Linked DNA regions of Mus musculus: region 1 is linked to region 2. A link is a loop called in an ENCODE intact Hi-C map of the cell type or tissue named here. Cell type or tissue: left cerebral cortex. All regions are shown on one strand. Links, peaks and the distances in the headings refer to the core of each region. The heading gives the core; the rest is flanking DNA.

Evidence for each region. A loop is a pair of places that touch in the nucleus more often than their neighbours do. Peaks named below come from ENCODE experiments on the same cell type or tissue, not always from the same donor. Only the 100,000 strongest peaks of a DNase experiment are listed, where the experiment ranks them.
Region 1: it touches region 2 in a loop (2.6-fold over the local background); 2 of 42 quality-filtered maps call a loop at or near these places.

The regions. Positions count from the first base shown.
Region 1 is chr3:121,845,452-121,860,784 of GRCm38, reverse strand. Gm33987 (a long non-coding RNA gene) reads right to left here and starts at 9,653. Exons shown (of 4, transcript XR_867607.2): 1 at 9,440-9,653; 2 at 8,533-8,691; 3 at 6,172-6,508; 4 at 5,614-5,716. It overlaps Gm33924 (a long non-coding RNA gene), which reads left to right and starts at 13,632. Exons shown (of 3, transcript XR_376025.2): 1 at 13,632-13,780; 2 at 13,900-14,073; 3 at 14,540-14,691. In left cerebral cortex, for the core only: no CTCF peak of the experiment used is centred there; a DNase peak (open chromatin) is centred at 6,898.
Region 2 is chr3:121,530,490-121,545,822 of GRCm38, reverse strand. A530020G20Rik (a long non-coding RNA gene) reads right to left here and starts at 12,879. Exons shown (of 2, transcript XR_867597.1): 1 at 12,685-12,879; 2 at 9,616-12,248. It overlaps Slc44a3 (solute carrier family 44, member 3), which reads left to right and starts at 13,479. Exons shown (of 15, transcript NM_145394.3): 1 at 13,479-13,662; 2 at 14,052-14,156. The coding sequence starts at 13,624. Gm38684 (a long non-coding RNA gene) reads right to left here and starts at 14,246. Exons shown (of 2, transcript XR_376017.4): 1 at 13,883-14,246; 2 at 13,359-13,746. It overlaps Gm40135 (a long non-coding RNA gene), which reads right to left and starts at 599. Exons shown (of 4, transcript XR_867598.2): 1 at 265-599. In left cerebral cortex, for the core only: CTCF peaks have their summits at 5,640 (motif pointing left) and 9,820 (motif pointing left); DNase peaks (open chromatin) are centred at 5,560 and 9,819.

The DNA of each region.
Region 1 (15,333 bases), core at 3,647-11,646, 320 kb before region 2:
TTTCTTATGCAAAAAAAAATTTTTTGGGAGCCTAGTGTTGAACAATTAACAAAGACATAAGTGATTATGTATATATCCTTAAGTCAGTTTCTGTTAACCAAAGTAGACCATTATAGCTTTAGAAATTTATAAATCCTAATCATCAAATACATGTTGTTTTTAAATCCAATTTTCCTTAAACTTTGTTTATTGTTTTGTTCTCATCTATAACTTTTCACCTTCGGGACAAAAAGAAAAATCATCACACAGAAATCTACCCTAAACTAAAATATCTTGGAAACCTGCTCTTGTCTCCTTATTTCTTACACACGTTCGCGACCGGCCAGGAAAGACGCAACAAACCAGAATCTTCTGCGGCAAAAGCTTTATTGCTTACATCTTCAGGAGCCAGAGAGCAAGAGAGCAAAAGCAAGAGAGAGAATGGCGAAACCCCGTCCCTTTAAAGGAAAATTATCCTCCGCCTAGGACGTGTCACTCCCTGATTGGCTGCAGCCCATCGGCCGAGTTGTCCTCACGGGGAAGGCAGAGCACATGGAGTGGAGAACTACCCTTGGCACATGCGCAGATTATTTGTTTACCACTTAGAACACAGGATGTCAGCGCCATCTTGCAACGGCGAATGTGAGGGTGGCTTCCTACACTTATTGTAGGTGAAATAAAACAACCAAACCACCTTGGAGGCCTGAGTCTAATTAGTGCTTAGTCTAAAAAGGAAACCGCAGCGAGCAGAGGCTCAGTAGGACTGAGAAGTTTTGTGGGATTTTATAGGTGCTGCCTTAGTTTGTTTAAGACAAGTGGTCACTTTAACCAAGATGGTGGTGAAGTCACATGGCATGTTCTCTCTTTACCCTCAGTGAAGATGGTAGCCAACTACACGGTTGTGACTTAGTCCAAGGTGAGCCCACTGGGTCCATATCCTTTAAAAAAATATATCTATTTTCTTAAACAGGAGTTGAATCCAAGTTACATACAAGCATGCTATAGCAAATATATATATATATATATATATATATATATATATATATATATATGAAATCAACCATTTCTATTACAAGTTTTAAGCTAACGTTTTGTTAGAGTTTACAGACCTTCTAAACCACACCCAATGAATTTATAAATCTGGAGAGATACATAAAGTTTATACAGTGGTCTTACAAATCCTGAGATAAAGGGGAGTTTATCCTGCAGCAAAAGCTTAGAGCTATACCGGGGGCTATATTCACAGAGCAAAACATCTGTGTTTAAAGACAGTAAACAAAATTTAAAAAGAAATATGAGACAAGTAGCAATAATCTCCATTGGGAATAATTTGCCTTTGAGCTGTTTTTAAATACAGTGTCGTTTCATGAGCTTCTCTGTATTGTTCTCCTTCTCCTGACCCAGGACAGAGGCTTCGGGAGAAATGTTTGAACAAGCATGCTTGCCTCTCGAGTGAGCAGGCTGTAACTTGACTCCAGAGCCAGCTTTTGAGTAGAGTAGAACAGCTTAAACACTTTTCCAGTATTATCCCAGTGATCAGGGGAGGGAAGAGAGCAGAGAGTGAAAAGGCTTAGAGTTAAGAGATTTTTGAGAGTGGAGAGCAAAGAAGGCTTAAAGATAAAGGGATTTTCAGATCATTTGCTTGTGCGGAGGCAGACGTTCTTATAATCTGGGAGAATCTGGAAATCAAGTGCGCCATTTTCTGGCCGTTGAGACTGATTACCTGGTTTGTATTGAAGTCAAGTCGTTTTCAGTAAGACAGTGAGGCGCTAATAGAATCTTTAAGTCTGAGGAGGAAAGAGATTAGAGAAGGCAGGTGAGGCACTGAGTCTAATTCTGAATGGGAAGAGCTCTAGGGGCGAGCTGAAAGATAGAAAACACAGAAGCAGAGTGAAGAAGACAGGAAAGAGGCTTGGGGAATCATCTGCAACCAGGAACTCTGTCAGAGGGAGGGTTCCGATATTATAGAGGCCCAGGAGGGCGTAGAGCAGCTGCCTGCTGTTCCTCCACAACTTACAGGCTCTGAGGCTAAGAGAAACAGAGACAACAGGTTCTAGTGAACCAACAAGAATAGAGACAGAGCAGGCAACTCCTAGGGGAGGTGAGGAGAGACAGAGTGGTTAGCCATGGTTAGAGACAGGGAAGCTCCAGGCAGCAGCTGAGACAGATGCAGAGGGAGCCAGGAACACAGCATGGAGATGGGAGAGACTTACAAGGGTAATGCTGTGGTGACAAGGGTTCCAATCTGGGGTGTCCTCAAGGGGAGCAAGTGACTTGTCAGATAGGTGGGCAGGATTAGTGGAGGGGTGTCTCTCTTCCACAAGATGGGGTGCCCAAAAGGAAGCTGCCTGATGAAGTGGTATAGTGCTTTGGTAGGCTTCAGGAGCTGAGAGACACAGCAGGCAGCTCTGAGAAAGACACTTACTCAACTAGATGAGGACCGACGAGATGTTAGAGCAGACGGAGAAGTGGGTGAAGAGTGGACTCTAGAACCTGGAGTGCATGGTGGGCGACAGAAGCCAGCAGAAATAAATAAACGGTCCATGCCTCAGGAGAATCAAATCTGCAGCTCAATTTGGTTAGGAGAAGCCGGGCCCCTTAAAAGGGGTCCATCTGTGCTCCAAATGTATGCAAGGGGGCTCATTACAGAAACTGCCAGCATGATCGCTTCATTGAGGAAAAGGCTTTTCATTTGGGGTAAGAGAGAGAAAATATCCAGAGGTGTCTGGAGGAGTCCAGAACAGAGAGAAAGAAACAAAGTGGTCATGGTCAGGACTGTCTGCAATAGAGGCAAGGAAATGCAAGAGAACATGGGGTGGACAAATCACACAGGTTAGAGGGAGGGATTCCTTCTGGGGACAGAAGACGATTTCACGATTTCCTGAGGAAGGCTGGCTTTTATCTAAGCACCAGAACTTCTTCTACAGTCCAGCTTGAGCTCATTTCTAGATGGATGCACTCCTGAGACCTAAGAGAAAGGTGGTAAGAGGAGATGTGGTGGCTAACCTCAAGGAGACTGTTTTCCGGACACAACAGGGCATTAAACTCAAGGACTCAAGGGTTTAACACATGCAAACTCAAGGACTGTAATAGCATTCACAGGACCCGAGGAAGCACAAACTAGATAAAATAATCAGCATAGGGGAGGGAGGGAGAGGGGGATGGAGGGAGGGAAGGAGGGAGGGAGGGAGGGAGGGAGGGAGGGAGGGAGGGAGGGAACAGAATTCCATTACCTGAGGAGCTATTGGTATTTGATAGCTTCTGACACAGGGAAGAGTTGGTTTTCTTTAATATTGTGACCTCTAGTTGGTTGACCAAGAGTAATTGGGCAATGCAAACTGTTCTCAATTGGGGAAGAAAAAGGAAGAAAGAAAGAAAGAAAGAGAGAGAGAGAGAGAGAGAGGAAAGAAAGAAAGAAAGAGAGAGGAAAGAAAGAAAGAAAGAAAGAAAGAAAGAAAGAAAGAAAGAAAGAAAGAAAGAGAGAGGAAAGAAAGAAAGAAAGAAAGGAAGAAAGAAAGAAAGAGAGAGGAAAGAAAGAAAGAAAGAAAGAAAGAGAGGAAAGAAAGAAAGAAAGAAAGAAAGAAAGAAAGAAAGAAAGAAAGAAAGAAAGAAAGAGAAAAAAATCTTGAAGTGGGGGGGTGGGTAGACAGTAAGGACAGAAAGGGAAGATATGGAGGGAATTGTGGGATGGGGTGAATATGATCACAATACATTTGAGATTTTCATGAGATTCTCAAATGATCAATAAAATATAAAAATGTTATCTATTATATACATATACATATGCACATGCATATACACATACATAGGTATGGTCAAGTGGTTCCAATATGTAGCTAGCACTAGTTCTTGTGTTGCCGTATGATATAAATGCTACAGATTTTGTAGCCACACCTTGGCTTTTTTAGGATAGGCTCTCACTATCTTCTCAAGCCTTGCTTAGCTTGAAACTCAAACTGTTTCCTAGACTGGCCTCAGACTTAACCATTCTCCTGTCTTGGCCTTTCGAGGGCTAAGGTTTATAGGCATGAACCATCATTCTTTGAAAGATCTTATGTTTTGATTCCTACTTTGTTGTTGGAGAACATACTTACATGATTCCAATTCTTTTAAACTTGTCAGGATTTCTCTTATCACCTCGGGTAGTTTGGTATGTGCTCCATGGGTCCATGAACAAATTGTGCCCTGCAATCTCTGAATATAGTGTTCTACACCTGCTTTTAGGTCTTGCTGGTTGATATAGCTCTGAATTCTTCTAATCCTTGATGTTTTCCTGCCTGCTTATTCTACTAAGCCAAAAAATAAAGTTACATTTTACTTGCACGTGTGTGCCTGTGTGCGTGCGACTGCACCATAGTGCACATGTGGAGGTCAAACACAGCTCTTCTACCATGTGGCCCCAGACTGGGTAGCAAGTGACTTTGCTTGCTGAGTCATACTGCCAGCCCTCTACTAACTTGTTGTTGCTTGTCTGTTGGCTTTTCGTTTTGTTTTGTTTGCTCACCATGCAATCCAGGCTGGACTGAAACTTGCTCTTTAGACCAGGCTGGCTTAGAACTCATAGAGAGCCAACTTCTTCTGCCTCCCAAGTGTGGTGATTAAAGACAGTGACACCATTTACTACTTTCTATTGATTCTTTAGAAGAAGGGCATTGAAGTCCTTATTGTCATTCCTGGCATATCAATTTCTTCTTCTTTTTCTTCTTCTTTTTCTTCTTCTTCTTCTTCTTCTTCTTCTTCTTCTTCTTCTTCTTCTTCTTCTTCTTCTTCTTCATATAGTACTTGAGTTTGTGCATGTGTTTGGTTTAATATATTGATGGCCACATCTATTCCAACAAGGCCACACCTCCCAATAGTGCCACTCTCTATGAACTTATGGGGGGGGGGCACTCTCATTCAAACCACCACATGGTGCTTTATGTAGAACTGAGGCTGAAGAACGAAGACCTTACGAGTGGAATTCCATGGACGCCCGTTAGGACCATAGTGTTAGAGTTGATAGTCTGTCTTTGGGAACCACACTGGAAGCAGTAGAAATCTTAATTGTTGAGCCCTGGCTGTCATGGATCCTCTGTCTTTTCCCATTTCCAGAAGTTATTCGTGTTTCTACTGGTTGATGAGCCTTGAAGCCTCCAGAGCCTGAGGCTCACTTCTCTGCTATTCTTTCTCAGTCACTTTCTGCTTGATTGTGTCTGTTGGAGTATTACTGCTCCTACAACTAGCTCACCTGTCTCCCTTTTTCCTGCCTGCCTCCCTCCCTCCCTCCCTCCCTCCCTCCCTCCCTCCCTCCCTCCCTCCCTTCCTTCCTGTGTCCTTCCCTCTCTTCTTTTCTCTCTGTCTCTCCCCTTCTCTTTCTTCTCTCCGTTACTTTAAATTTCTCTCATTTCTCCTCCCTCCTTCCCCCACTTACCCTCTTTTCTTCCTTTTTTCTGGTAGATTCTCTGTAAGAAAGCTCACAGTCCATCTTTTTTTTTTTTAAACATTTATTTATTTATTATATGTAAGTACACTGTAGCTGTCTTCAGACACTCCAGAAGAGGGCATCAGATTTCGTTGCAGATGGTTGTGAGCCACCATGTGGTTGCTGGGATTTGAACTCAAGACCTTTGGAAGAGCAGTGGCGCTCTTAACCGCTGAGCCATCTCACCAGCCCCCCACAGTCCATCTTTTAACTTTCTCTGAGTTACACTTTCATGTAGTCATATGACTAGCCTTGAAATGCAGACTTAAGAAAGGGCTGTAAAGATGAACAAAAAGCCTACATTAAAGAGCTCACAGTTTGGCAAACAATGTCACTATTATAAAGCAATTTTCAGCATAGAGATGATTAGCATCTCTTTCCTTTCATTTTAAAAAATATTTTTGGAGACAGGGTCTCACTATGTAAATCAGGCTGGCCCCAAACTCATAGGAATCTACCTACCTCTGCCTTCTGTGTGTTGGGGTCATCCCCAGTCCTTTCTCTTTAAATATTTGTGATTATTTGTGTGTATGTGTGTGTGTGTGTGTGTGTGTGTGTGTGAGAGAGAGAGAGAGAGAGAGAGAGAGAGAAGTTTCAAACTCCTAGCTCTTTATAAAGTTTAGAATTACTGTAAATATATACTAATATATCACCCCCCCCCCACTGTGCAGTAGGACATTAGAATTCATTCCTCCAACCTTTTGATTACTTCTCTCCTGTCTTGTACTTACAGTATCTGCTTGAGCTGAGTTTCCTTAAGTCCTCCATCTCCCAGTTTTGCAGTGCACACAAAGTCTAGTGTTTCCCTTGGAGGGGGGGAGGAGGGGGAGAAAGAGGGGAGAGGACTGGGGAGATGGCTCAGTGGTTCTTATCCTTAAGTGCTCTTCAAGAGCACCGCCTGCTCTTCCAGAGGTCCTGAGTTCAATCCTCAGCAACCATATGGTGGCTCCCAAATGAAAAGCTGTTTTTAAACTTAGTCCCAGTAGCTCACGTCTTTTGGATCCATGCCATTCTGCGGACCACTCTTTCACATACTTGGGAGATTGCTTTGTGCCAGAATTCCAGGATCTGAGATTCAAAAAGAGAAAGAAAGGTCTTGTTTGCATAGACTTCAGACCCTATAGGCTCCTGATTTGCATTCTATTTGCACAGGTGAATTCACAACTGTTCCGGTCCTTATCTACCCAGACCTCAACAGAATCACACTAGGAATTGGAGTGCTGAAAACATGGGCTGTGGTTACCTGGTGCTGATCAATGATTCAGGGAATGTGAAGTGAGGATCCAAGGGTCACCTGTCACTCACATCACCCACATGGTTCTTTAGAGAGCCAGCTGTTCCAGGCACTGTCATTCCATTTGATTTAAAAAGCTAACTGCACAGACAGATTTCAGGCAGGGAAAACACCCATCCCACCTCTAGAGCTGCCTCCTGCCGAGCAGACTCAGACTGTAGGGAGTGCTTGGGTAGCTCTTTGCTTCTTTGCCTACTTGTTTTGAAGTAGGTGTTTTGCTTAGCATATGATCTCTCTTGTGGGAAAGGCTGGTCCTACCAACTCTTACATAATCAGTCTGCAATAAGTCTCATTGCTCCTCCCTCACATCAGGGTTCTTAAAGCTGATCGTCTATTTAAATCTCTCATACCCCTAAGATGTGGAGTGCGGGTCATAGCCTACAAAGAGTTCCTGACCCCAGTCCAACCTGTAGACATTCTCACACTCATGCAGCATAGTGAATTTAATATTTCTAAGCTCTCACTTAAAGATAGACAGGTGGGCTATGGTGGTGCATATCTTTAGTCCCAGCATTCAGGAGGTGGAGGCAGGTGGATCTCTGAGTTCAAGGTCAGTCTGGTCTATAAAGCAAGTTATAGGACAGTCAGGGCTACACAGAGAAACTCTGCCTTGAAAAAAATTAGAGATAGTAGAATTATTAAGTGTATACTAGTAAAAACTGGTGCTTTAATTTATCTTAGCTTTAAGTTTTTTCATCTGAAGATGGAAATAATAGTAACCTCACAGGTTTGTTTTTTAATGTTTTTGTTTGTTTGTTTGGAGTTACTGATGATTGTAAGCTGCCATGTGGGTGCTAGAAATTGAACCTGGTTTCTCTTCAAGTGCAGTCCGTGCTCCTAACCAGCTATCGATATCTCCAGCCCCTTCACCAGTTAATTCTTACCCTAGTGACTGGAGTAGCCCAAACGCCTATTAGCAAATAAACAAAAGTTGTATGTAATGTGGTATTTGTTTAGCTGTTCACTCATTGATGAATTCCCATTTTAAAATGCTGATGCTTGCAAGGCAGGTACTCTACAGCTGACCCACACTCACAGCCCCACCTTCTTAAAAAAGGATTCCCTAGTGAAAAAGAATGAAATTCCGACATATGCTATTGTATAGAGAAGCCTTAAAAACATGATACATGAAATAGGCCAGACACAACAGGAGCCGTCCATATTCAATGATCTCACTCAGATGTCTACAACAGTCAAACGTACAGAGATAGAAAGCATAGCAGTGTGGTCACTGCAGGATTTAAGAAAGGGGACACTGGATGTCATTGTTGAATGAGTACAGGGATTCAGGATTTTAAAAAGTCTAAGTCAGGTGTGGTGGCCCAGGCCTGTAATCCCAGCACTCGGAAGGCAGCCCCTCTGTAATGGGAGGTTATCCCAGGCTACAGAGTGAATTCCAGGCCATGGTGAAACCTTATCTCAGCCTAATCTAAACTAAATCAAGGAATTTTTTTACAGAGGTCAGGATTACACAATGTGAATGTCATTTATGCCACTGAACTTTACATAAACTTGGTAGATTTCATGTGATATATTTTACCTAATGAAAAATATTTTTAAAGGGCTAATGCAGTGAAACTCCTGGGTTATTTGTCGCCTCTCCTGTGCTGTTGCCTAACTCTCTGTCCCTTCACAGCTGGATTCAGTGTGATGTCAAAGGCAAGGGCCATATCATAATGTGGCTTGTCCTTTGCTGACCTCCCTGTGTGCCTTGCAGTTGGCTGGACTCTGTAAATCATTGACTTGGCAAGTGCAGGCTCTACATAACCTGTTTTATAACAATGTGGGCCATGCTTACAAAGCAGCAGGGCAGGTTCTCAGTGGGAGGCTTCTCAGATGTGGCTGAGAAGGAGGAGTTAGAATCCGGCAGGCCCTCGATGAGGTTGACTTCTCTTTTCCTAAGCATGCATCTTTGGGGAAGTCACTCTGTCTGTTCATCTTCTATCTGCTCTGGTTTCTATAATAAAATGAAATAATGTGTGCTGAATACAGCCTTCGGGGCTCAGAAAACAGTACCCAATATAAACTTTATTTATTTATTTTGATATGAAGCAACATTGCCAACTTAAATTCATTGAGAGTCTGTCAATTTACTTAAAGCAGATACAGATTCCCATATTACAATGGATATTTCTGCAACAAAGCACCATATCTTGGCAGGCGGGGGGGGGGGGGCAGGGGTTGGGGAGGAGATGGCTGTCCACTAAATTATTGTTGTGTAAGCACAAGAACTTCAGTTTAGATCTCCCAGAACCCATTCACAGAAAGAAAGAAAGAAAGAAAGAAAGAAAGAAAGAAAGAAAGAAAGAAAGAGGGAGAGAGGGAGAGAGGGAGGGAGGGAGGGAGGAAGGAAGGAAGGAAGGAAGGAAGAAAGCCTACACCTGCAATTCTAGAGCTGAGGACGCAGATACGGGAGGATCCCAAGGATTTGCTGGGTAGACAATATAGATGAGCCATCAGGCTTTGGTTTCAGAGAGACTTTGTTTCAAAACAAGGTAAGAATGATTAAGGAGAGCACTTCATATTGATCTCTACATGCAGGTTCACGCATGTACATATATATACCCCCCCCCCCATGCTCACATCCCCATACACACACAGACATACAGAGACACGGACACACACACACACACACACACTGACACACACACAGACGACAGTGTCTTGAGAACCATAAGGGAGATTTAGAGGGTCATAAGACCTACCTGCCTAGGCCCTTAAGCAATCTCAGATGCACCAGTAAGATGCTGAGTGTTCTGACAGAAGGAGAAGAGGCTTTCCCCAAGTCAGGGAGAGTTCTCGCTCAACACTTAGAACCACTCTTAGATGGAAGTGGCCACTCAGAGTCTTCAAGGGAAGCTGGACTCAGTAAAATCAGACTGAGATTACAATTTATTAAGAGAAGAACTATTGGCCACACCCATAAAGGAAGTGAACCACTAAAGACCAGGGGCATTGCTTAGAGGCTGGCCTTGTTTTAAAGACTGATGGTGGTCTGTGGGCGTAACTCAGTTGACTGGGTTTGGCTGGCATGTGTGAAACCCTGGGTTCCCAAGGTTACAGGCCCGTGCCTGTGATCCCAACACTCAGGAGGTGGAGGCAAGAGGCAAAAAGTTCTTCCTTAGCTACAAAGTGAGTTCGAGCCAGCCTGAGACACAGAATAGCCTGTCTCAAAATAAAAGTAAAAATATCTGTAGGTGGCTTTGATATGGGTCAGAATAGAAAGCAGATGACTTGGCCGTACAGATGAAGTAATGAAAGGCCAGCTTTTCCCTGTAGCAGAAACCAGAAATTCTTCTTGTCTTCTAACTCCCCGGGGGCTTGTTACAGGATAGAGCAATGGGTATCCTGTTAGCCTAGGGAAAGGGCATGTGGCCATATTTCCAAGTGACTGTGAGTGGCACAAGAGACTTTCTTGGAATCAACATTCCAGAACTCTAGAAATGATCTTGAGAAATAAAATACAATCAAATACTAGAATAAGGCCTTTGATGTCCCAATACCTGGTGGGGTGAGGAAAGGCCTGAGAAGGAGAAAGCAAGCACTTGGCACAGGGCAGTCCTTGGCGGATGGGTTAGTGGTGCGGCGACTCAGTGTGCTGCCACCAAGCCTGACAACCTTAGTTCTGCCTTGGGACCCACATAGTGGAAGGAGAGAACCAACTTCCAAGAGTTGTCCTCTTGTATACAGAGTTGGCACACATGTATAAGCATGAGTGCATACACACGTCCATACACACACATACACACACACACACACACACACACACACACAAATAACGTAGTAAAAATGTTTAAAGAAAAAGAGAAGACCACAAACTGTCCACAGGCTGCTGCACACAGCGCCCCTTACCTGATGGGCAACCACTGTCAGGAAGATCTAATGTTAATCTGCTCTAAACGTCCCCGGGGGGTGGGAGTGCACACTCACACCTCATTACTCACCCAAATGTTTTGGATTCAAGAATGAAAGACACACAGGCAGCCTTATTTTTAATATGCCCTAAGTAGCTCAACGACTGGACACTTCCACACCTCCCTGTAGCTAACACACACTCTTTTCCAATATCCCAGAATTATTACTTCTGTTAACAGGTATTATTAACACCTGTTTTTCATCCCTGCCGCCATGTACCCAGGCCTGCAGCCCTCATGGACCAGACTCCTGACTCTTAAATCTTGGCAGAGTCTCTGGCTCTCTCTCTGTCCTACATTTCTCAGGCCTACACGTCTCAGATGGGGACTTTCTTCTTCCTGGCAATGGATATTCTCCTCCTTTCCCATTCTTTGCAGAGGAGTGGGGGGGGGACAAGGCAGGGCGACCTCAAAGGCCGGACTCTGTCTTCCTGCCCAGCCATTGGCCACTGGCAACTTTATTTACCAATTAGAAACAAAAGGGGGCAGGGGCCTTCAGCGTCTCACACACAGGTGTAATTTAGGAACCCAATTAGCATAGTATAAGCAATAAACCAAACCCACCGTTACCCTCATTCTGTCACATGTTGTCATTTCTTTGTGTGTCTTGGCCGTAGTGGCATGTAAATATCCTGTGGTTATCAGTGTTTCAAACGTAGATGAATTCTATTATCCCACCCATAGAAGATATATATCACTAATCTCCAAAGAACTTGATACTTCAGAGTCCTGTGTCTAACCCTACTACTATCACTCAGAGCTTGGAAAATGTCACCCCAATAGGACTTCAAAGAATGCTTCTCTGTCTCTATAAGGATTTGCTTTGGGCTTGCAAATGTGATAGAGAAATGGATATGTTTGTGTTTATATAATAGGACATCAAATAAAACATCAATGCATGATCTTAATCTTGAAGAATGTGCCTGGAAAAAATAAAGTGAAGGATATTCACATGCTCTCCCAGGAGTTATGCTTTATTATATTTATTATATTTAAATATGCCCACCTGTGGTTTCTAGCATTTGAGAAGTTTATTACCTTTATTAAAATGATGGGTTTTTTTTTTTTTTGGATTTTACCTACATTTAATTTTTAAAAATAGGGTCTTATGTAGTCCCGGGATGTCTTGAGCTGTTTATAGACTAAGCTGGTCTTGAACTTCTGATTCTGTTGCATCTATCTCTCAAGTGCTGGGGTTTGCATCATCATTCACTTTTGTTTTGAGACAAGGTCTCAAGATGTAGCCTTGGCTGGCCAGGAACTCAATATGTAGACCAAGCTGGTCTTGAACTCACAGAGATCTGCCTGCTTCTGCCTCTGAGTGCTGGGATCAAAGGCACAGACCCACATGCCTGGCTTTTATACAGTTTTAAAAATGCAGATCTCAGAGCTTCAGGAACATCTTCCATGTAAGGAAGATGAGCATCCAGGTAAAAGGCTCATCAGCAGTGACAATCTATTCTTAAAAAGCATCCTTGAAGGTCATGGTGAGCAACAGGCTTTGTCCATTATATTGATTTAGGTTATCCTAGTTTATATTTAAATTTTATAATAGAAGTAGTAAGTCAGAGTTTCATAAATACAATTTTTTTTCTTTCAAGACAGGGTCTCTTTGTGTAGTCTTTGCTGTCTTGGAACTTGCTCTGTAGACCAGGCTAGCCTGGAAGTCATAGAGACAAACCTGTCTGTGCTTCCTGAATGCTGGGACTAAAAGTGTGCACCACCACCGCCTGGCTACACTTCCTTTCTTAAAGGTAAAAATTGTTACTAAGAAAACTTAGCCTTTATTCTAGTTTACTATACACTGTTAGCTCCAACAAGACTACTGATTCAAGTCAGCACATGTTCTTACAAAATGCCTTGAAATAATGCAAAGCTGAACTTTTATCTAGTAGAGAGGGTACTATAAACACATAAATAATAATATCAGAAATCATTGTCCATTCACATACTCAACAGAAGACTTTCAGAAGACTGTACAATGCTCATATGAATTTTTCACACATTCTAAATTTTGAGGAGTTAGTATGGGGATTCATAAATAAGAAAATGTTTGGATTTTGTAGGCAGCCTATTTATCATTTGATGACTAAACAAATCCACTGGACTATTTGAGATGTTTAATGAGCAGTTGGTTCTATATATTTTTTAGTTTTGTACCAGACTGCAGAGATTTTTTTTTTTTGAGCTTCTATAAGTTGTTTACTGGCTCTTTGGTTTGTTTTTTCCTTTCAGTAAACATGGTAGATCATTTGCCATTAATTCTGCACTTGTAAACCTTCTTTCTGTGTGAAACTTATCCTGCTAATATGCCTGACTTTCTATTTCACAATAAAGGGCAGCTCCCCCCTCCTCCTCTTCTCCCCTTCTTCCTCTTTTTTCCCCTTCCTCCCCCCTTCTCCCTCCTCCTCTCCCTCCTCCTCCCTCTTCTCTTTCCCCCTTCCTCCTCCTCCTCCTCCTCCTCCTCCTCCTGCTCCTCCTCCTCCTCCTCCTCCTCTTCCTGCTAATTCCTTCCTCCTCTTTGCCCAGTGTCAAAGCTAGCCTCAGACTCTTGGTCCAGTTGGCCTCACTCCTGAGCACCATCAGGCTTGGTTGACTCCACAGAGCTTCTTGTCAGTGTAGAGGTAGGGCAGCCCCAGGGCAGGACAAGGTGTTCTGCCTTTGCCTCTTGATTCACTGTCATCTTGGATGGATTACTTCACTGAACTACTCAACAGCCAGGCTTGAGTTGTTTGATGTGATTCACACAGCTCTTGATTCCCTGCTGTTTATTAGGTGATGGCTTCACTGACATTTTAATAATTAATTAATTTTACATCACAAAGGCAGTTTCCCCTCCCTCCTCTCCTCCCAGCCTCCACCCTCCCCCCACCCCCCTGCCCCCTGCCCCCCATCCACTTCTTTATTTTTCTTCAGAAAAGGGAAGGCCTCTGATGGATATCAACCAGCCAGGATATATCAAGTTGCAGTGAGACTAGTTCCCTAGTGTTGAGTCTGGAGGAGGCAGCCCAGTAGGAGGAAAAGGGTCCCCAAAACAGGCAAAAGAGTCAGAGGTAGCCTTTGCTTTCAACTGTTAGGAGTCCCACAAGAAGACCAAGCTACACAACTGTTACATATCTACAGAAAGCCTAGGTAAGTCCTGTGTGGGCTCCTTGGTTGGTGGGTCAGTCTCTGTGGGTCCCAGGTTAGTTGATTCTATAGGTTTTCTTGTGGACACATTTTTTTAAAGTGAGACATTTCTGCTTCTGCAGGTTCCTACGTTGCTTTGTCCCATCCCCCACAGCACCAGGCTACTCATTGTCTCCTCTCTCCTACTCCTGCTGTGTCTCTTCCTCACCCACCCTTTTCTTCTGGATGGCCTGCAGAACCCCAAGTCTTCTATTGTAGAAATTGATTTCACAGTGTGAGTCCTTTTCACTAATGAGGTAAGTGCCTACTTCACAAAATCAACTCACCCCCCCCCCCCCGAAGATACTGGAACCTGTATTCTGTACATGAGAGAAAAATATGTTTCTTAACAGAGGAACACTAGTCATATGTAGAAACAGGCATTGTAATGCACATTTTTAGGAGGAAAAAAAAAGCAACTTTTACTCTTTGTCTTTGAAAGTTGTTAAGTGTAATATAATGGTTATGCAATATTTATCCTCAACAGATAAATATTCACAGTCTGTATTTGTATAAGGCATCATCAAAACTTATTTGTAAGCTACTTGTTTGAGAGAGCCTCAACGTTTTTCTGCAGAAATTCTCATTTTTAGAATAATTTTATGGGGAAAACTAATTATTAGTTGGATCCTTGCTCAGTGAGCATACACAGATCTGAAATTTTGCTTATAAAACTTTCTCCAGATATCAATGAGGAGGTGGTAAAAGAGTTTTCTCTTACAGTTTACAGGGTTCTTGTCAAAATGCTGCTATGGATGATCCAGAGTTTGATTTCAGGTTGTATTTCCAAGTTTGGTAACCTGGCCTTCCAGTGATAAGTGCTTCCGGTTTCAGTGACATCTCCCACCTGACGTCCACACAACGTGTGCGTTCCCCCCCCCCCAATGGCCTCCAGAGTCTCCTACACACAGCTGTTTAGGAACAGACTTCCGTAGTGACGGGATTGTTCTCTTAGTGATCTTCAGTTGGCTTCCTATTACACATAGGATGAGGGCCAAACCCAGCCTAGCATCATCAGTGCTAAGACTTACCTTCAGTCAGTTATTATAGCAAATATCCATGACGTGTTCTGCATGTTGGGTGCAGTGCTGTGTTGGGATGACTCAATGACAGACCACCTCAGGCCCAGTTCTGGGCTCATGTAGCTTAATGTGGAACATGTGTGCTTGGCCTTCTGAATTCCATGGTCACAGATCACCCATCACACTCCAGATACACTGCACTTTCCTTTCTCCAGACTTCTCTCCCCTCCTCCCTCCCTCCTTCCCTCCTCTCTCCCTCCTCCTCCCTTCCTCCTTCCTCTTTCTCCCTCCCTTCTTTTCTCCCTCCCTCCTCCCTTACCTCCCTTCTTTCTCTTCTTCCCTCCCTCCCCCTCCATCCTTCCTTGTCTTTCTCTCTTCATCTTCTTCCTTCTTCTCACTTCTCTCTCTCTCTCAAAAAGGAGAACTGAATTAATTTCACTTTTTCACTCTTCTCTTGAAGCCAACAATGAAATTTCAGTGGTTTGGGCCTTAAAG
Region 2 (15,333 bases), core at 4,995-12,994:
TGTATGAGGGTGTCTCTTTCTAATAACGCTATCATGTTTGTAATGCTGGATCAGGCCCCTGCTGTATGCTGGCACGACACATCTACAATAATGTTGATATTTTTGCTATGAGCAGACAGAGTTGTGAAAGTCTAGTTCACTGGCTTAAGGCCAAAGCTTTTTCTTCCGCATAGCATAAGGAACAACAGCAGAGGAACCAGGGGGCATTGCCAGGTATGGCCAATAGCTGACTAAAGATAAACGCAATGGAAAGGTCAGACTCACCGGCTTCTATTCAACACCAGGTCCACTGGGACGCACACGGTGCATCGATATTTTGAATCCTTCTGGGACCCATTTCCACCTGTCTGCTCTCGTGGTGCTTGGATAACCACTGCATGCAGACTGGCTACTCTACTAGTCTTGTTTCTCCGGCACAGACCTGTGACAGAAACCAGTCTTCTGAGAGCCTCTGGTGACTGTCCCTCCTGGACACATACAACGGAAAAGCAGAAAAGACAGGAAAGAAAGAGCAGTCGATCTCAGCTTCATCCCCCTGAGGTGTGGAGACAGAACTTACTTGGCCCGTGCTCGGGCTAGCAGACCATCCCACCCACATTCCCAAGCTTTCTCCAGAGTGGCTCAGGACTGCAAGCCATGAATTTCTATCTCTATCTTATTACAAAGATGGACAGAAATGAGCAATGGACTTGAGGAGCTTGGATTTGTGCAGCTAACGGTTTATAAGCCAAAGTTAGAATCTTCCTCTAATTTATTACGTGACCTTAAGTTGACCTTCAGGTCACTGTGATCTTTTAGAACATGGTGCTTGCCCAGTCCATTCAGATCTGGTTAAGAGTCTCTAAACTCCTTGGCTATTTTTTTTTTTGGCATAAACAACGAATATTCACCACAAACAATAAATTGTCATGAATGAGCCACAGAGCAGAGAACCCAGAAACAACGGCATGAACACAGAGCCCGCCCTAAGTCATATGATCATGAACTGACCACAGTGTTCCTGTTACACTACTATCTATAGACATGAACTAGGGTGCACACTGCAGGATGAATTGCTGGCTCCCACTCTCATCCCGCAAGGTAAGGTTGCACTCTGTAGGGCTTCTGAAAAGCACAAAGGGACTTAAATCTGAACAAAGTGACCTTTAGACATAACACGTGCTTAACAATCAGAACTATGACAATTTTACAAACCATTCTAGAACATTCACTTTATTTATTTAGATGCCTTTCATGCAAATTTAAAAATAAACATCAAATTTGAAGGAACATCAAATTAAATTTCTTATGTATTACACAAATCTTTAATTTATAATAACCATCTGAAAGGGGTTTTCTCAACTTTGGCAGCACATGTGACTCACAATTATAGCCCAAGAACTTTGAGAGACTGAGGCAAGAGATAGCACATGTTTAATCTGAGCTCTATAGTGAGGGGAAAGCCAGCCTGGGCTTTGCAGCAGGACATTTAAAGCAGGCTTTAAAGGCAAAGGGGGAACCCAGGAGTGGTGGCACACTCCTTTAATCACTGCGCTCAGGAGGGAGAGCCAGGTGGATCACTGAGTTCAAGGTCAGTCTGGTCTACACAGCGAGCTACATAGTAAGATCTTGTCTCAGAAAAAGTGGGGTGGGGAAGAAACTATTTAAAAATTCATAAAACGAATCCATGGGAGGGGGCTGGAGAAGTGGCTCATCAGTTAGCAGAGGACCTGGATTCAGTTCCAGGCACCCATGTGACTGTCCTCAACTGTGTGGCAGTACAGTCCCAGGGGATCTGACACTGTCTTCCGCCTCTCTACACACTTGGCACACACGAGGTGCACATACATACATGCATGAAGGGAAAACACTCATACCAAAAAAAATTAAAAATAAATGAAATAATAATATAAGATGCACATGTAACAAAATACAATGCAGCCATTTTTCATGTGAGATAGATTTAGAGCTATTATAGCCTTAGAATGGCTTTCCTGTCATTTGAGGCGAAGTCATCGGTAACAGTGCAGTTTAGTCTCACTTCGGTGAATCCTTATTTGTGAATGGTTTGACATTGTAGAAAAGAGTGTTTAATCTCTACCCACTGAGCTCTCAGGTCCCGACTCTGCCACTTTCCAGCTGTGCAACCTTGGTCAAGAAACTTTTCTCCAAAAAAACAGTTATATCTACCTTGGAAGACTTTCTTGAAGCAAGCCAAGATAACAAGTGTAAAATCTTCCACTGGGGGAAATTTCAGCTCCATCAACACCAGAGATGGGAGAGTTCCCATCACAAATGGCAGGCATAGGCACTCTATGAACTTCATGCCTTATGCAGTACAACAGTAATGACGCTAAATCAGAGTGAAAGGTGAAAGTTTATAATTCTATCTTAGGGTTCTAACATTGTTTTAATGTAACGGCATCAGGCTAAGATAAATAATACAAAAAGCAAGATTAACAGTCGAAACCTTTTCTAGCCAGATTTTGCTTACGTCTTTAAAGAGATAAAGTTATGGGATTTTTGCCTAGTTAAATAATGACCTCTGCTCTGGAAACTGTTGCCCTGGTTCTGGAATTTCCATACCTTTTGTGACTCCCTCAAAGACCCCACCTCCTTCTCCAGGCTGCCCTGCTTGTTCCCAGTTGATCAGCTACAACAGCCCTGAGGATCATCTACCTTCAACTGTCCTCTTGTAAAAGCTCAGAGCCACTCCGTGTCCTTGTAGGACACCTTGTGGTTGTGGGTCTCATGAACTGATAATGGTATTCTGTCCAAAGAAAACAGTTCAAAGGGAGCTGTTCTGTTTATCCAGGGGCTACAAACAGGGACCTTAGACGGCAATGTGGGTGGGCAGGGAGAGTCATTACGAAAGACAATGGGGAGTCACAGAAATGAATGGGGAAAGGATGGTTAAGTTTTCTATTGTTTTCTCCATTCAGAATCCATTATTAACATGTTAGTAAGTTTCCTTCCAGAATTTTTCTTTTATAGTTATTTTAGGTAGTGGTAGTCATGTTACAGACACAAGTGAAACAAATTGCCCTTTCCCTGGGACTGGAGCACAAACATGCATCATGCTGTCATATTTTCAAAAACAAGTGAGTAACTGAAGTCTTTATTAGGAACTTATACTTTTTAAAGACATTTACAGGGTTTTCAAGTTTAGTTATCATAAATAGACATTTATAACTCCAAACATTTTATACATAAAATTTCAGTGGGTATGTGTGTGGAGGGGTTGATGTATACAAGAGTGCATATGTGTGCATGCTGTGGAGGGGTTGATATATATACATGTGTGCATATGTATGTGTGCTGTGGAAGGGTTGTTGTATATACATGTGTGCATATGTATGTGTGCTGTGGAGGGATTGATGTATATGCATGTGTGCATATGTGTGCATGCATGTGGAGGACACAGGTGAACCTCCAGCACCATTCCTCAAGCACCACCCAGTGTTCTAAGCAGGCTAGACGGGCTGGCAGCAAGCACAGAGACCCTTCTGCCTCCACCTCCCCAGGCTTGGGATTATAAGCCTGTGCTTCCGGGCCTCAGATCTGCCACACGGCTCTGTAAACCAGGCCCAGGTCCTTGCGTTTGCAATGTGCATTACTAACTGAGCAAGCTTCCCAGCCTTCTCCCCAACCCAGAGGTTTTATGCATAGAAAATGACTTCAGTGTTTTCATATATAAAATAAAAAGGGAAAGAAAAGAAACTGTATCCAAAATCATGACATGATTGTGGGATTTATTTATTTATAGGTTATCATACATGAGTAGTATATTTAAACCATTTCCACTCCACCATCTCTCGTTCTAATCCCTCATGTGTTGTATACACCCAATGCCTTATCAAGTTCATGATGTCTTCTGTTCTCTTTCTCTCCCCCCTGGCTTTTTTTTTCCCTTCGGTTTTTCAAGACAAGGTTTCTCTGAGCAGTCTTGGCTGTCCTGGAACTCACTCTGTAGACCAGGATATCTTCAAATTCATAGAGATCCACTTCCCTCTGCCTCCTGAATGCTGGAATTAAAGGTGTGTGCCACTACTGCCCAGCGATGTCTTCTTTAATTATTATTGTGACATGTGTGTGTGTGTGTAATACAACCTGATGAGTCCATTTAGTACATCAGATAAGTACATCAGATTCCATTTTTCTAATTACTTATCTCCAGTGAAGCTGGCATCCCAAATTAATGTAGCTTTTAAAAATAATATTTGTATTAGTTTTTTGAGAATTTCATACAATGTATCTTGGCATTTCCCTCCTAGATCTACTCCTGCCTCCTCAACAACTCCATACTCTCTCTCTCTCTCTCTTAAAGGTTCATTTATTTAATGTATATGAGTACATTGTAGCCGTCTTCAGACACACCTGAAGGGGGCATCAGATCCCATTTCAGATGGTTGTGAGCCACCATGTAGTTGCTGGGAATTGAACTCGGGACCCCTGGAAGAGCAGTCAGTGCTCTTTTAAGATTTATTTATTTAAATTATGTATGTGTGTACACTGTAACTGTACAGATGGTTGTGAGCCTTCATGTGGTTTTTGGAAATTAAATTTTACTCCGGTCAGCCCTGCTCGCTCCAAGCCCAAAGATTTTATTATTATACACAAGTACACTGTAGCTGACTTCAGACGCACCAGAAGAGGGCATCATATCACATTACGGGTGGTTGTGAGCCACCACGTGGTTTCTGGGATTTGAACTCAGGACCTTCAGAAGAGCAATCAGTGCTCTTAACCGTTGAGCCACCTCTCCAGCCCCACAATCTGAACTCTTGCCTGTGTGATGTACAGTATCTTTTCTATTTAAAGATTTATTTATTTATTAGATGGAAGTACACTGTAGCTGTCTTCAGACACCCTAGAAGAGGGCGTCAGATCTCATTACAGAGTGAGCCACCATGTGGTTGCTGGGATTTGAAGTCAGGACCTTCAGAAGAGCAATCAGTGCTCTTAACTGCTGAGTCATCTCTCCAGCCCGATGTACAGTATCATGAGGCCTCTGAATTTGCTCCCCAGGACTGTATCTTGTCCTCACTATCGCTCTAATACATTTGCTAACATAATATTCCCTTTCAAGTTTGATTATTTATACAACAAGTTGAGCCCAGCAGCAGAACAAATGATTAGGGTGCATAAAGCCGTGGGTTCAGACCCCAGCACTAAAATGAGAAAGAAGACAATGAGGTTTTGCCTAAACACACACGTAAGAGACAGTTTAAGATGCTGTTTTCCAAGGCTTCCACCCTACAAAATGCTCCATGAGATTCAGTTTGGAGCTGATTAACTGTATCTTAAAGCAGGCTCATCTTTCAGGGCTCAGCGGGGCCTCTCTCCCCATGACTTCTGTGATTACCTCTGTTTTCTCTCTCTCTCTCTCTCTCTCTCTCTCTCTCTCTCTCTCTCTCTCTCTCTCTGTCCTTTGCGCTTCCTCCTGGGTTTCTCTTTAGATCCCGTTGTCCCAGAGGAAAAACAAAAACAAGACAATCAAACAGAACACAAGATGCCTTGTATATCTAGTGTAGAAGAGAAATCGTGGCTCAGCTCTCATTAATCAACCGATTGGGTAGAGTTCACCAGCCGCTCACTTTGTCTTGTAAATAATTACTTAGAGTCTGAGGCCCATGAGCTCTGCTTGAAGTCTTCTGGCTCCATCTTCTGGATTAAATTGTAAGTATTTGGAGAAAGAACTGGGTGAAAGTCCACAGAGCAGGGTGGGACTTGAGGGAGTGAAATCAGGTGTCTGGGCTCAGGATTCCAGGAGCTCCTGACCCGTTCTCAATCACATCACCCCCATCCCCCACTCCCCCTACCCCCACCCCTGCCCAGCCGGCCTCAGGGAGACTGGCTGGGCCAGCTGCTGCCAATCTAGTGTTTTATCTGTGGGGTCATGACCTGCACTCTAGTGCTTCCTACTCTTCCCTGTCTAGACTTGCAGTCCACGGTCTGACATCAGTTCAGAGGCGCCCACCAAAGCCTCTGACAAGGGCCATTACAATAGCCAAGATGAGCTGAAAGCAAACAGATGAAAGCAGTAAAAATTAGAACTCACTCACCCGGAAAAGGCTGAAGGTGGATGAGCTCTTATTCTAACATCTTTGTACACAATACTAAGGCAGAAAAACTCTTCTGATTCTGTGCCGTTTATATTTAGCGGATACTTCAATATCTTGATCTTTTTTAAATGTATAGCAACAGGCTTTTATGAAGAAAGTCCATTTGCACTGTAGACTCCGTTCTAAGTTAACTTGCCCTTAGGCAAGGGCATGGCCCCTGCCCTTGAGGTCTGAGAAAAATCACAAAATGTCCCTGGAAGTAACAAAATAGACATAGTAGCTGCTGCTAGCTGATAACAACAGAGTGGGCTAAGAAAACCTAAGTCTTTCCTAGGTCAAGGTGCTCCGGTTTTGATGTACGCTCCCTCCTTATGGTTTAACCAGGTGCTGTAAACCAATTAGTTTAAAGACCTTCCACGGACCGGGCTCAATCGGCCCCCCTCAATTCGTGGGGAGTCAGGGGTTCCGGCAGGTGGACATAGAGTCGGCGAGAATGGGGTGACAAACAGACATGACACGAGAGAGTGTGTTGGATCTGAATGTAATGTCAAATTGAGCATCAAACTTTTTATACAGTAGAAAATAGGGAAGTTCGGTGACACATCGGCAAGGTACAATGAGATTACTGGATGCTTAATGACTATCACACAAAACAGGAATGCAAACACAAAGACTGGCAGGAACTGGGCAATAAAACAACTGAGACAAGGTCAGCTCTATCTAAGGTCAGCTATATTCTAGGAAGCCAGGTGTGAGGTCTTTACACTCCCAGGGCAAGGGCTTTCATGCCCAAGTCATGGCTCTAATTAGGGAGTTCCGTTCTAGCTAACCTTCTCATGAATAATGCAATACTTTAAAACCACAGCTTGATCTAATTCCTAAACCATTGTAAATTCCTGTATATGGGAGTGACTTGGCTTTTATTCTAAGTGATTGTGTGTGGGGACTTTCTACTAATAAGTAATGTAGTCTGCCATACATAACTATAATAAGAATTCTAAACTTGGGGCTGGTGAGGTGGCTCAGCGGTTAAGAGCACTGACTACTCTTCCAAAGGTCCCGAGTTCAAATCCCAGCAACCACAGTAACCATCCATAACGAGATCTGACGCCCTCTTCTGGTGTGTCTGAAGACAACTACAGTGTCCTTACATATAATAAAGAAATAAATCTTTAAAAAAAAATTCTAAATTTACGTTGCTAAGCTTGCCCTGAGATTTCTAACTCTATGTAGTATATAGTAAGGCCTGATTTCTTTCACTATCTCTCTTACAATACTAGAGGCAATTCTGAATGTCACTGAATAGGCAACTTTCTTACCAAGACCAGAGTCAGCTCAAGGACTACCTAGGGTATTGGTGAAGGCCAAGAAGCAAAGTTCCATTTTGCTTAGGTATTTGGCAAGTCATTGCTTGGAGGCACCTATAACGAAACAATACTGAAAGGAAGCACACAGATCCATTCACCAGGACAAAATTGGAGCATATGTGCTATGGGATGCCACAGTTCCAGGAGACTAAGTTTCCAAGAAACTCTTCTCCTTGGGACTGCTTCCAGGTTTCTAAACCTGTCAAGCAAGTCACTACTGGAGTGGATGTAGCAAAGACCAGCATTCCTTTACCCTCTCAGGTAACACCAAGGCTTAGAAACACCCGCTTGCAGTTTTCCCCCTGCTTGCAGGGTTTTTCCCCCCGCTTGCATATAGATACAAATAAGTATACAGAAATGCAGATAAATGAATGATGGATAGATGGGTTAGATGTGTAACAAATTTTTGGGCACCCTGAGTTGCCTTCGAGACAAGTGTTTGAAAAAGAACAAAGTTAAGTCGTCAAGCAAGTTGACATTTGGAAAGGTATCAAAGGTGTCACTGAAGCCATGACAGTGTGACCAGAAACTGGTGAGTTGCAGCTGGAACTATGTGTGCACCTATGCAGGTCAGGGCTGAGGGGCTGGAACATCCCTGGGTGCTGTTCTGAGATGGACCCCTCAGCCTGCTTCTCCAGCCTCCTGAGCTGCTCAGGTCCACACACACACACACACACACACACACACACACACACACACACACACAGAGAGAGAGAGACCTCTCACGGTGCTCTGCGCACTAAGTCTGAGCCAGAACACAGGACGCCTTTGTTCTGAATTTGTATGAATAAATTGCAAACAGTGCTTGGTGCGTTTTCTAGGGCTTCCATGACCAAACCCCACAGGCTGGGCAGCTTAAACAACAGCAAGGCACTTCCTCACAGCACTGGGGGCTTGAAGCACAGAACACTTGCCTGTTGCCCAGACCCCTGAATTGCAAACGGTGCCTTCTCCTGGTGACTTCACAAGGCCTCCGTTCTGTGTGTGCTACAGCTGAAAACTGTTTTCTTGAAAAACAAAACCCAGAAGGCTGAGACTGTCTCACCTGTGCCACCCTGGACTCCTAGTTACCTTATAACTAAGACTGTCCTTGGAATTCTATTCCTCTGCCTCCTCTCCGAAGCGCTGGGATTGCAGGTGTATGTAGTATTGGAAATCAAAGTTGGGTCTCACTGCAAGCCAGACAGATACTCCATCGACTGAGCTACTTGTTCAGCCCCTGAGTAGATAGGGTGGAAACCCTCCGTAAGTACCACGCTTATTTAACTCTAAAATTAAAGGGGTTACATTAAAAACCTCATCTCCAACTGCTGAGGTGCTGGGTGCTGGGGTGTCTATGCCTGAAGTTCAGGGAGGGGCTTAATTCAGTGAACAGTTAAGTACACTTCAGTTATCTAGAGCGCTCGCTCAGCAGTCTGGAGTCCTCATCTCGGCTGTTCCACACGTGCAGAAGGCATCTCCTCCCTAGCCACGAGGAGGAAGCGGCCACAGAAGTGGAAACTGCCTCAGATGGGAGATGCACAACAGGCTGGAAAGCAAAAGGGGCAGAGGGACTTCTCTAGAGGTTTCTGTTTCCCAGTATGTAGGTCACCATATAAACCAGCGGTGCAGGAACTGAGCCAATCAAAATGACCGCAACAGCAGTTTATAGAAGGTCGTATTCTGGATCAGAGTTTTCACACTGATAAGTCTGGGTGGCCCTGGAATATGTCCATTCAAACCCCTTCCAGAAAGTTCTACCCTGAAGCCACAGCATTAGAGATGATGAGCAGGTACTTTGGGGTCTATGTACCCCACCCAGATATAGAAACAACTCCCCACCCAAGCTAATTCACTAAATAGTCTAGACAAACTCTCCCGTTTATTACAAATTAAAAGGGTCTGTTTGTATCGCAGTTAACTAAATCTTTCAAAGAGTATTTCACACCAGCCAGAAGTCATGGAGCTTGTTTGGAGCCCACTTACGTTGTAGAAAAAGAAGACTCATCTAAGTTGGCCATTTTAAAAGACAAGAAAACTGAAGCTGATAACTAATGCGTTAAATTTGGCCCAACTCAGGCAGCTGGCATGTGTTAGAGTCTGGCCTTGAACTGAGTTTTCATAACCTCATATCTTCCTGACCAATAAGGTAGGGCATCAGCTAACCAATCCCAAACAGTGCTAAGTTTCATAATAGATAAAATATGCTAGACAACATAAAAACGTATGAGAAACCACAGCAGTTTAATAGGTTTTGATGGAGCATACAGCAATGAAGTATATACATGGAATGTAACCTGCCTTAAAATTTTTGAAATAATAATAATATTTGATAGGTGAATAACAAAAAATGTAGATACAAGAGCAGATACCTAGAGCAGAAGCAATGGAAAAAAAATCTACTGGCTTACAGTGCCATCTGCTGCTGGGAAGTGGTAACTGCATTAGCCCTCCCTGGCAGGGTTTTTCAAGGTTGGCCTAGGAAGGAATCTTACTCATGCTATATAATATAGCTTGTGTTAAACATGAATATGGACTAAGGGGGAAATAAGTATTGTAGAACTAAGGGAAAATAAACTGTAGAGAAAAAGCATAGTACACCAGAAATGGCTCTGCTGCCCTGTGGTAGGAAGCCGCCTAGAATCTTTCAAATAAGAAAGTGTGCATAGTTTACTCCTGTTCTGTGGACCTTACAAGAGTCCTACGGGTTGTTTGTTTGTTTGTTTGTTTGTTTTCTTTCCTAGTCTTTTTTCTTCAAAGAAGAAGTGTTATCTTTAATTGATCATCTCTCTCCTACTTTTCCCCCTTTTGGCTAAAACTCACTTGCTTTGGCAATTTAGCTTTCATACAAATGCCATGTGTTTTTATAAATCGTAGGTTTTCAGAGCTGGGAAAAGCCCTCCAGCCTAGGTTTTCGCATTCACAACAATTAGCTACTCTTTCTCTGTGTGTACCAAGATGTACCCTGCCTCCTTCTTTCTCTGTTTTCTTTTTGGCTTCACAAGAACGGGGGTGGGGGTGGGGGTGGGTAGGAGGAGTTGTTGGATTACAAACTTCAAGATAAACTCTCCTGAGAAGATCTCCATGTATTAATTTCTAAATCAGAGCCAAGTGGTGAGTGGGGTTAGTGGCTTGCCTGGCTTTGCAACTGTACACATTTTCTCCAAACAGACAAGGTAACTGTTGGGTGGAAGAGGAGAAGAAGGCCTAGGTAAGCTGTCACAGTTCACCTTGCCGCCACATAGAGTGGAAGGACGCCAGGGAGGAGGAAAGCCCTCCTCTGGGTTTATCTGCCTGCAGAAAGGATTAACTCTGAGGGAGCACCCACTTTGAATGTAGACTTTCTCCAGCCAAAGGCAGGGGGCTCGGGTGAGACAAGCAGGAGGAAGGAGAGAGCCCCCTGGTTCTTTCTCTTTGCTTTCCAGCCATCACAGAGAGTTCCTTAGCTCCCTAAACCCTCCAGCCACGGTAGAGTGAAGCCTCGAGTCAAAATAAATCTTTGCTTCTCTAAGTCGATGTTTGTGTGGGTATCTATCACAGCCATGAAAGGCTCAGCGAAACATAGCGGAATGCAGCAAGACTTTAGGAAATCAATCACAAGTTGTTTTTTCTAGAAGCATTTGTATACATTAATTGCTAATGGGATGGGTATGAGATACTTGGCAAGAAGCAAAAGCAGATGACATTCTTGTTTTTCAGTAGTCGTGAAGAGCAAATCTACTCTCACATTTCAGAGTAGACAAATGAGCTCTGCCAACCGTGACATTTACCCAACTAGACAATGAAAGTGCTAGTCTCGGGTCACCAAGAGGCTGACATTTGTCCTACAGGTCTCTGTCCTATGCCATCTCCCAATCTCCAAACCCCCTGCTTCAGCTCTTCCTCGCTCCCAGGCCTTTGATTCAAATAGGATCCAGTAGTGGGCATTCATAGCTAATGACGGAGTTATTAGTCACAAGTTTTCTTTCAGGGTGTTTTAAGTTTTCCTTCTGTATATACTCAAATTTTTATTTTGGTTTGTCTATTTAAGACACTGTAGATAGGGTTGATCAGCGGAGAAGATGTAGGGAAGGAATTTCCAGGTGCCTTGGAATTATTTCTCCCACTCTGACACCTTACATAAGAAAGGGCACTAAAAGCATTCAGTGGCACTTCTAAGTGTTACGACTTGTGTCATATATAAGGAAACACATCTACCACATGGTATTTTCTCCAATGAGCATCTCCAGATAGCACCCATCAGGACCAGGTTTCAGGGAAACACAAAGAATTGTCTTCACACTTTGAAAGGAGAAAATGGTTTCTGAAGACCGGTGTGCACCATAAAAGACTTGAGTAAGAGACATATAAGAGACTGGTGCAGATACGTGGTGGATGAAAGTAGGAGGTTTCTTCACCAGGTCATTCATATATCCAGAGGCCAAGAGATGTGACAAGATGTGACAAGAGATGTGATTGTCACGCAAACACTGCCGTTCCTTCTTACTCAGCTTCTGCCACATCTCTTCCATGGCTTAATCCACACTGTTACTAAGTGGAGCCAAATAAGCTGTCATTCTGATCATTTTATTCTCCATGTCTAACAGAGCTTTTTGGTTCTGCTTCATCTTTATTTTCCGGCTTCATCGATACTACCGTAATCATCACAGTAAATATAAATATACATGCTGTGTGTATTTAAGCCTCTCCATCCATCGGTTCTGGTACTAATTTGTTTGAGATGCTGTGGCTAAACTGTGCTCTTTCTGTAGTTGTGCAAATGTCTACTTGAAGGGGGGACTCTAGGGGATGAATTCAGGGCCCCCTGGAAATCCAGCTACTCGTTCTGAGAAGCCTGCATTCAGGAATGTTCTGAGAGCTAAGAGTGAGAAGGAAGATAATTAGCCTGGAAGGGATTCCTCCCCGCACAGCAGAGATCCATTAAGGATCATTACCCTCTAACCACTCCCTGGTTATTTTTTAATATAATATTTGTACTATCTTTTACTATTTCTATACATACATGCAATATATCCTGATGCTATTCGCCTCTAACTTCCACCGAATTACTCACACAAGTCTCTGAGAACATCCCAAAAGAGGAAGCAGAAAGATTGTAATAGCCAAAGGTCGGAGAGGACCAGAGCGAAATAATATCTTCTGAAACATGACGGGACCTCTGCACTTAGTGGGCTAGCAGCCTGACGGTGTGGAGGGGCAGGTAGATGGGTTGGGGCAGAGAAAGGGGACCGAGAAGGAAAGTCCTCCGCAGCCCTTTTTAAAACTCCTCACCTCAGCAGCGCTTTGGTGCCCACCTGAATGTTGAAGAGAAAACTGTTCTTGCCAGGGACATTCACACTGGATGTGCTTCAAAGGGTGCCCACTGGAAAATCAGATGATGATGCAAAGAGGAGGGAAGTGAGCACCCCACACACAAAAGGGAGAGAAAGAGACCTACTGATAGACAGACAGAGAGAGAGAGAGGAGAGAGGAGAAAGACAGGAGAGAGAGAGAGAGAGAGAGAGAGAGAGAAAGAGAGAGAGAGAGAGAGAGGGAGGGAGGGAGGGAGGGAGGGAGGGAGGGGGAGAGGAAGAGGGAGAGGGAAGGAGGGAGGAAGAGAGAGAGAAAGGAGAGAGAGAGAGACAGGAGAGAGAGAGAGAGAGAGAGAGAGAGAGAGAGAGAGAGAGAGAGAGAGATATTAAATCAGTCCTCTGAGGGCTTTGTGTTCCTGGGACTCACGCTGGAGAAGATTCAGCCTTATAGAAATAGCAGCTGGAATGATAGACACTGAGCCCCTTGACAGAGTGTCGCCATTGCTGTCTGATCTTAGCTCAAGGATGACAACAGATTGCAACTTGATGCGCCTGGAAGAGAACTGGTGAACCTTTCAGGGCAGGATTCGGCACACACAAAGCACCACTTACCTGTGTGTGACACACCCCTGCAAGCTCCCCGCCCTCAGGAATGATCCCTGAGGCCTCACTTCTAACTCCAGGCGCTGGCAACGGGCCCAGGCGTCGCACAGTGGTCAGGAGCACTTCCTGGGAACCGGTGCTGCGCAGGTGCCACCCCCGCTCCCAGCAGGTCCTCCCAGCCTAAAGCCACCACGGAAAGGGCGTGTCTAGGGGACCAGCGCCCTGGACCTCTAGGAGGCGCTGAGCCCTGCTCGCCCTGCCGCCCCTCCTGGGCCACTTGGCCCGGTCGCCGCACCTCTGTCCCGTGTGCAAGGCGACCACCGCCGCCGCCAATCCCAGATGCCGGGTACCATGCAGTGCTTGGGCGCCGAGTACCTGGTAAGAGCGACAACTTGAGTCCTGAGAGAAGCGGCCTCTGCGGGCACCTACCTGCACAGACAGGACGCTTCCGGCTCCTCTGTCCTTTGGGAGATAAACCACTTTCTCTCAGTGACACCGCTCCTTTAAAGACACCTGGCACTGAGGACCCAGTACCTGACACAAGTGTTGGGCTGAGGCCAGGAAGGCGCAAGGGACTAGGGGGTGAGGGGTGTCTTACCTCTAGTAAGAACTTGGCCCCCGGGGGGGTTTCACATCCATCCTGCAGAGAGCTGATCTTCCCCAGTGATAGAGTTGAGTTGCTTTAGCAGCCTTTGGAGAGGTTTCGGTTCGGTTGATTTCACCTAACTGTTTCTCTTGCTTTTCTCAACTCTCCGTTTTCCTGGAAGGTTTCTGCAGAGAAAACAAGGCAAAGAGAATGGCGACCCCAAATTTATAGAAAATGCACCGATACACCGTGGCTAGTCTTGTTCTTTCTCTTTTGGACTGGTTTGGTAAGTATGGCTGCTTGGCAGGCCTAAATCCCGGGTGTGTGTCCAGATACAAGTGTGTCTTAGACGTTACTGGTTTAAAGTTTATGCTGCAAGGACAAACTTCTGTGATTGGTTTAGAATGACCATGAGTTAAGAAATTCTTGTTCTGGGATTTCACAATCTCCTAAACTCTCTGGGAAGACTGCCTTCCTGCCGGAGACCAAGATTTATTGGGTAATTCCATTAGGATATGGAGAATCACAGCTTGCAGCAGTGCCTTTCTTCTTTGGCTTTGTAAGCTCTCAGAGTGGAAGTCCTTTTACATCATCCATACCCCTCAGTCAAGTATTTCTCAACATTTGCTGTTTTCTAGCATAGGAAAAAGTCAAGGTCTAGAAAGAGACTGCTTTTTTAAAAACTGTGTACACACAGAGTTATACACACACACACACACACATACATGCACGGCCTTGATCTACTGTGTTTAACTTGATGCAACCCCTCTCATAGCACACTTGTATACACGATCGATGGTAGACCCTACCAGACCCTGCCGTGACATCCGAGGAGTCTCTCAGAGCTGAGTCTTGACACTTATTCTTAGAGCTTCATTCACTTTGTTCAAAGGCTGTGCTAATGAAGTCACCCATGCCGGGTTGGGTCATGCTGTGTGCTGTATAGTTAATGATTCACTCAGGTTGCCCTATAATATCTACCTGATAGTAATTACCTTTGTTAAGAAGACTTTAGTTTGAATTGACTGTAAAAACCACATTTGTTCTTTCCAAGTAAAGGACGCATTCATTTAATTTTTAACTTTCCAAATGGTTTTGCGTAGATGTGGTTAGATACACAGAGAAAGGCTGGGCCTGGATGTGTTTGTTATTGCTGCTGCTGCTGCTACTGCCACTCATAAGGCCCTCCAAGCTCTCTTTAAGGAGCTCAGAGAAGTCTGTGTACCTACCTAGTCCTGTTGCCTTCCCTATCGTTGGTTGCCATTTCTCTCCAGTTCTGCTGTTATGTAAATATAGGGAGCAGCTGTCCCTCCTGCGTCTGCAGCTTTGACCTTGGGCTGTTAATGTTATTTAATGATCCTCCCTTGCCCCTCTGCTGCTCAAACTCTCAGGCTGCCTAGAGAGAAGATCGCATATGGCCCTTCCCAGCCTAAAGAATTATTAGCCGGCTGAGACATTGCACA